2 separate regions of the Homo sapiens genome follow, and region 1 is linked to region 2. Evidence: chromatin contacts called from ENCODE Hi-C or POLR2A ChIA-PET data. All regions are on one chromosome and are shown on one strand. Each heading gives the region's core, a stretch centred on a gene start or an enhancer-like site at or near the end of the contact. The rest is flanking DNA. Distances are from core to core; before and after follow the strand shown. Region 1 has its middle 190 kb from the start of LINC02513. Region 2 overlaps LINC01258 (long intergenic non-protein coding RNA 1258).

The links. Hi-C counts contacts between places; a loop is a spot of excess contacts on that map. ChIA-PET counts read pairs that join two places held with the same protein, here RNA polymerase II (POLR2A). Pooled maps may share reads with other maps.
Region 1: a map with no recorded cell type shows a loop between it and region 2 (3-fold over the local background). The contact joins two enhancer-like sites. A Hi-C loop is called at or near these places in 1 of 168 maps with a recorded cell type or tissue (HCT116), 4 of 37 single-sample maps with no recorded cell type and 6 of 50 pooled maps. POLR2A ChIA-PET finds 5 or more read pairs at or near these places in 2 of 52 experiments (T-cell and activated CD4-positive, alpha-beta T cell).

Annotation. Positions count from the first base shown.
Region 1 is chr4:38,174,622-38,178,348 of GRCh38, forward strand. No RefSeq gene overlaps it. Among named protein-coding and RNA genes, the nearest start is that of LINC02513, 190 kb to the right of the region's middle. RefSeq lists an enhancer at 2,943-3,212. Within about 2 kb of position 2,475, at least 22 of the 41 ENCODE cell types and tissues checked have a DNase peak (open chromatin) inside an H3K27ac peak, as active enhancers do.
Region 2 is chr4:38,448,752-38,452,109 of GRCh38, forward strand. It overlaps LINC01258 (long intergenic non-protein coding RNA 1258), which reads right to left. Exons shown (of 8, transcript NR_110951.1): 5 at 2,424-2,488; 6 at 1,193-1,289. Among named protein-coding and RNA genes, the nearest start is that of LINC01259, 59 kb to the right of the region's middle. Within about 2 kb of position 1,665, at least 5 of the 41 ENCODE cell types and tissues checked have a DNase peak (open chromatin) inside an H3K27ac peak, as active enhancers do.

The DNA of each region.
Region 1 (3,727 bases), core at 1,225-3,724, 270 kb before region 2:
AACTGACGTTGGGACTTAAGGGGGCTTGGAAAACATGCTTTCCTGACCAAAGCTAAATTACGGGCTGATTCCGAAGCTCTAAGTACCTAATGGCTCAGGTTAAGGGACTTATGGCCCCAAAGACACCAAAGAGTTTTTAATCACTCTTCCTCCCTGCGTACCCCACAGCAGAGCTGTAAATCTTTTTTACCCTTTATAGGAAAAAAAAAAAAGTGAGTGGGAGAAAGAAATTTCTCTTGTCAGCTTGAGCTTTAAAAAGAAGAAGGAAGTACGGGGTGAATGGATGTTTTTAAGCTCAGGCATATGTTGGATGGGAGGAAATGAGACTGAGGGAGAAGCAAAGTGCTGATGTAGAGGGTCCATATGGCCTCAGAATGACCTGTGAGTCTCACCAGTTCCTATAACAAACGCCACAGATGCCTCATGTGAAGAGCAAGTTTTGTAAGGAAGCTCTGGCATTGAGTGAAGTCAGCAAAATTAGGAGTGGTGCCAAGAAGGATTCTCCTGTATGAGGAGCACTCCTTTTCCTTTCCATCCATCCATCCATCCATCCATCCATCCATCCATCTGCCCCAGAAACACTGGGGAAATCAGGCAGGAAGGATGGGAAAGAAATGGAAATTAAATTCTATTAGTCACTGGCTATGTCATCAAAGGCAATGCTGATTGATTGCTAGTGGCTGCCTGGAGTGCTGTGTTGAGAAGGATTCTGAGGTCTGGTCTGTTTTTTACAGCGAGAAGTAGAGTTGATCAGGGATTCAGCTACAGACAAGATGGTAGGGAGTGCCAGCCGTCACTCTCATGTTGAGAAATATCTCACTGTGCCATGTTCCCAGTCCAGAGCTGGTTAAATGGAGGAGATGAAGGAAGGATTAGCCTGATGCCCATCCAAGGTAGATAAGAGTGAGAAGAGCTGGGCTGGTTTAGGAGGCAATGGTAGGATTTTAGGAATGAGACTTTGGCCTGGTTAGTATCTGTAGCTCTACCAGAAAAAACACTAACCCCTCCAAGCCTCAGGTTTTTCCATGTGTAAAACAGAATAAAAACACTTTCCTTATAGGATTGGGGTGAGGATTAAATGTAAAATAAAGGGTCTGGCTTGTAGTAATGTTTTATAATTTTTTTAGTTTTTTGAGATAGGGTCTTATTCTGTTGCCCAGGCTAGAGTGCAGTGGCATAACCATGGCTCACTGCTGCCTTGACCTCCGGGGCTCAGCTGATCCTCCCACCTCAGCCTCCTGAGTAGCTGGAACTACAAGTGTGCACTATGATGCCTGGATAATTTTTTGTCTTTTTTTGTAGACATAGGATTTCACCTTGTTGCCGAGGCTGGGCTCAAATGATCCGCCTTAGCCTCCTGAAGTGCTGGGATTATAGGCATGAGCCACCACGCTCGGCCTATAAATGCTTTATATTTTTATATAATAAAAATGGCTCTAATTTGGCTTTAGACTTCGGTGGCTATTATCAATTAATCAGTATCTATTTTGTACTTAATAGGTACAAAAGGAAACAGAAATATCTAAAATCTGGGGTGACAGAAAAGAGATACATAGAACAGAAAACCACGTGATCAGGGCCAAGTGGCCCATTTCTACTAGATATCTGGAAGAGGGGAGACACATGAACTGGGTAAACATTTGAGGATGAAGAGTAAAGGGACTTCCCTTTTCTCAGCTCTAAATTTGAAATATTCCTCTCTCTTCCTATGTGGGTTTTTGTGTTCCTCAGAGGAGAGACCTAAATTCTGAGGCGTGGACAAGAGAAGGTCAAATTGCTGCTCACAAACAACGAATCAGGCTGGGTGCCGTGGCTCGCTCCTGTAATCTCAGCTCTTTGGAAGGCCAAGGCGGGAGGATCCCTTGAGGTCAGGAGTTGGAGGCTACAGTGAGCTACAACGGTGTTCCTGCACCCTAGCCTGGATGACAGAGTAAGACCCTGTCTCTAAAATAAATAAAAATAGGCCGGGCGTGGTGGCTCACCCCTGTAATCCCAGCACTTTGGGAGGCCGAGGCGGGCAGATCACGAGGTCAGGAGATCGAGACCATCCTGGCTAACACGGTGAAACCCCGTCTCTACTAAAATAAGTACAAAAAATTAGCCGGGCATGGTGGCCGGTGCCTGCAGTCCCAGCTACTCGGGAGGCTGAGGCAGGAGAATGGTGTGAACCCGGGAGGCGGAGCTCACAGTGAGCCGAGATCGCGCCACTGCACACCAGCCTGGGCGACAGAGCAAGACTCTGTCTCAAAATAAAATAAAATAAATAAATAAATAAATAAAAATAAAAATAAAAACAAAACCAAACCCCAATGAATCAAAGCCTTAGGTCCTTTCTGGATTTACCTGTATTAAAAAAATTGTTTCCTTTGCCTGTTAAGGAGAGCCACTGAGAAGCAGTGTGAGGGGTTCCGTTGCTTCTGCACCTTCCTGACTGCGGTGGGCAGAGTGTCAGGAAACCCTGCAGGCCAGGCCACACCACCAGGAGAAACCAAAACAGAACAAGAAACCGCGTGCAGCAGAACACGGAAAAGTCCTTTGTTGTTTAAAGTTTTTATCTTGCTTGTGGCAAGTCTGACGATTCAGCAACCACCACAGCTGCATTGGGCTGAGAGTTTCCTTGTAGGTCTTTTCTCCAAAGCCGGAACAATAGCAGGGGGTTAGTCCTTCCCTCTGCCCAGCTCACGTTCCAGTTTCTGAAATGGGTTTGGGACAAGCAGAGCTTGGAGCAGCCGCCCTGAGGTTTTTATCAGACTAATTCAAGTGAGAGGAGGCAGAGTAAAACTAGCTGTTTAGGTTCATGGGTGATGCATTTCTGGGCATGAACTTCAGCTCTCTGTATCCTGATGTTGAAATAAGTTGAAAGAGTCAACAGGTTTCCCATTACTTGGTTAATGGGAATTAACCAAGTTCCCATAGTAATGGGGACCCTTAGTATGGTTAATGACAAAGGATCATGAAGATTGAGGTTTCCAGACCTTGCTAGGGATACAGTGAGGATCTCCCAGCCACCATACTTTCTCTCCTGTGAATCCCCCCAATCACTTGTCTCCCTACTGTGTGCTCTGAGCACAGGTGACGGGGACCCTAAACCAGGGAGCAGCAAAAGGAGGGAAAAGGAAAAGCAAGGCGACGTGGCACGCCTGTGGCAATACCTGCCAAGTGACGTGGGGGTGCTACATGTTCTCAGAACACAGCTGCGGCATGGCTGGCAGCTGGCCTGGGTGTGGCTCTTGAGGGGAGCTGCTGGGCTCGGTGCCGCTGGTGTCTGTTGCAACCTCACTTTCCTTATCTGGGAAATGAAGGCATTGGGGGTGGTGGGGGAGTCTGTCTGCTCTGTCCGTCAATCGTTATTACTGAGGCTCACACATTGTTGAAAAAGTCAAAGAATGTTTTAGGAAAACACATTTTGTAGGTATTTGTTCATTCATTCATGGATTGATTTATCCTCTCACTGAAACTTTGTTTTTACACACTGACTCTGTGCTAGGTACTGAGGGTACCAAAACCAATAAGACTGGATTTCCTGTGCTCCTGGGCTCACAGTCTTGTGAGGAAGATAGATACATATGCAGATCATTCCAGAAAAACAATCTGCTTAATAACAGAAGTGTGTGTACTGTGTTCAGCCCTGCCTGGTAGTGTTGAGAAGGCTGACACGAGGGCCAGGTCTTGCAGGAAGAGTAAGGATGCCCAGATGGTGAAAGCATATTTCAGAGGAAAGTCTAGA
Region 2 (3,358 bases), core at 415-2,914:
TGCCTCGCCCTGCTTCAGCTCATGCTCGGTGCACTGCACCCACTGTCTGACACTCCCCAGTGAGATGAACCTGGTACCTCAGTTGGAAATGCAGAAATCACCCATCTTCTGCATCACTCACGCTGGGAGCTGTAGACTGCAGCTGTTCCTATTTGACCATCTTGACTCCACCCCCCTTAAATTTTTATTCTAATGCACATTAACGTAAATATCACACTATTTTTTATGTCTATTTATATTCACCTGTTTTGGCGTGAAAGGTAATATTACGTTGAAAAACATCTTTTTTTTTCTCTTTTAGTATTAAACTTTTATTTTAAGCTCAGGGGTAGATGTGCAGGTTTGTTTAGATAAACTTTTGTCATGAGGGTTTGTTGTACAGATTTTTTTTTTTTTTTTTCTTTTGGAGATGGAGTCTCACTCTGTCACCCAGGCTGGAGTGCAGTGGTGTGATCTCGGCTCACTGCAACCTCCACCTCCCAGGTTCATGCAATTCTCTCCTGCCTCAGCCTCCTGAGTAGCTGGGATTACAGGCACATGCCACCACGCCTGGCTAATTTTTGTATTTTTACTAGAGACGGGGTTTTGCCATGTTGGCCAGGCTGGTCTCGAACTCCTGACTTCACGTGATCTGCCTGCCTCAGTCTCCCAAAGTGCTGGGATTCCAGGCATGAGCCACCATGCCTGGCCTGTTGTACAGATTATTTTGTCATCCAGATGTTAAGCCTAGTGTACATTAATTACGTTTCCCAATCCTCTCCCTCCTCGACCCTCCACCCTCTGCTGGGCCCCAGTGTCTGTTGTTCCCCTCTCTGTTTCCATGTGTCAACATCACACTATTAACATTTGTAAATGTATATCTGTGTATCACCCCCAAATTATCATGCTTACCCTATGAGTACCCGTACCACAGATTGAGCAAAACCAGCTTTAAGTACTCAGCTCGGCTGCCCTGCGTTAGTCACCTCCCTCCACCAGTGCATACCATGAGCATAAAATAGTTTCTGGGAGGTCAGTGATTCACTTGGTATTTACTTGTTTTCTAGACTTTAGGAAAAAGGAAATCTTTCTATATGAAAATCATGTACACATCTACAGAAAACCTCATCTTTGTTGTGTTCCAGAGCTTTAAAAGCAAGCAGCACATCTGCTGCAACATCCTCTCATGCCTGCATCAGAGCCTGGAGCCCACCTTGACTGGCGCCCACACCTGGCAGGAAAGGTGAAGGTCCTGTGCTTGCTCCTCCTCTGCTCTGCTGGTCACCAGCTGGTGGGTCAGTCAGCTGGACCTGCACAACATTGAGGAGGCTGGTGGTGACCGCTGCAGCTCTGCATAGTTGGGGATTTGGGGATGTGGAAGGAAATTGTTTAACTCTCTGGTGGAATCAAACCAATCAATATCGCTATTTGGGCTTTCAATTAAAAACAGAACAATAAATCCTATCCTCCTTTTTCGCAAAGCTTCACTTATGTCCTACATTTGTGTTACTGACAGGAAGTTGGGGGCTGCAGAGAGTAAATTTTGGTATGCTAGGTATATGCCCCTACAAGGAAGATCAGTGCTCAATAATAATGAGAAGACTTCCTGGCTTTTCCTGCCAACTCCCAGGAAGGGTTTACTGCCTTGCAAAGAGTTCTAACTTCTTCAAAACAAGCTCTCAGGAAAGGGCCGGAGAGTAGCTCTTTGTTAATCATTGATTTTACTGAAGTGATTCCAGGGATCGCAGGTGCAAACAGCCTGTAGGACCAGCTTTAGAAAAAGCCATGTCACAAAGACACGTGGCATTTGACGTGCACATCAGCATTAGAGATCAAAAGGGACTCTGTGTCTGTAGGACTGGAGAAGGTATGACCTGTCTAAGGAAGACCCCCTGGTGCCAGTTGTTGGTTTGTGTGTGTGTGTGTGTGTGTGTGTGTGTGTGTGTGTGTGTGTGTGTGTTTGTTTTGAGATGGAGTCTGGCTCTGTTACCCAGGCTGGAGTGCAGTGGCACGATTGCAGCTCACTGAAACCTTGGCCTCCAGGGTTCAAGTGATTCTCCTGCCTCAGCCTCCTGTGTAGCTGGGACTACAGGCATGCGCCACCAAGCCCAGCTAATTTTTGTATTTTTAGCAACAGGGTTTCGCCATGTTGACCAGGCTGGTCTCGAACTCCTGACCTCAGGTGATCCACCCACCTTGGCCTCCCAAAGTGCTGGTATTACAGGCATGAGCCACTGTGCTGGGCCGCCAGCTGGTTTTGATATACATGTTCTAGTCTTCCGATTTGTAAAATAATCCGAAGATACAGATTTTTTTTTCCCATGAGAAATTTCCTGGTAGTTTGTAACTTTAGAAACAGATAAAAGAAGGACACTGAAGAATCTAAAAACCAAAAATGAGTGGACTGAACCATAAGTCACCATTGGACAAACTTTTGGCATTACCTTTTATCACAGGACTCCATATTGTAGAACTTCTCTGCCATTGTTGTATAAAGAAGTTGATTCCTCTTTATCAGTTGGATAGGGTTATGGAGAAGTCAAGAGAGTGAGAGATGGAATAAACAGATTAGATTGTGTTAAAGTTCTGCTTTTTTGGTAAACATAAAACTGGTTCAATATCTGCAGTTTCAAAAAGTTTAACCTAGGTTCCTCAAAAAATTAAAAATAGAATTGCCATATGATCCAGCAATTCTACTTCTGAGTATACAACAAAAAGAATGGAAAACAGGATCTCAAATAAATACTTGTACATCCATGTTTATGGCAGCATAGTTCATTGTATTAGGCTGTTGTTGCATTGTTACAAAGAAATACCTAAGACTCAGTAATTTGTAAGAAAAGAGGTTTAATCGGCTCATGGTTCTGTAGGCTGTGCAGGAAGCATAGCAGCATCTGCTTCCAGGGAGGTCTCAAGAAGCTTCCAGTCATGGTGGAAGGCAAACAGGAAGCAGCCACATTTCATGGCAAAAAAAATAGGAGCAAGGAGCGGGGGAGGTGCCAAACACTTTTAAATGATCAGATCTCACAAAAACGTACTATCACTAGGACAGTACCAAGGGGGATGGTGATAAATCATCCATGAAAAATCCACCCCCATGATCCAATCACCTCCCACCAAGCCCCACTTCCAATATTGAAGATTACATTTCCATATGAGATTTGGGTGGGGACACACACCCAAACTCTATCATTCATAATAGCTAACATGTAGGAGCAACCCAAGTGTCCACTGATGAATGAATGGATAAACAAAATGTGGTACACACATATAATAGAATATTATTCAGCTGCAAAAAGGAAGGAAATTCTGACACATGGATGAAACTTGAGGACAGTATGCTAAGTGAAATCTGCCAACAACAAAAAAAGACAAATAG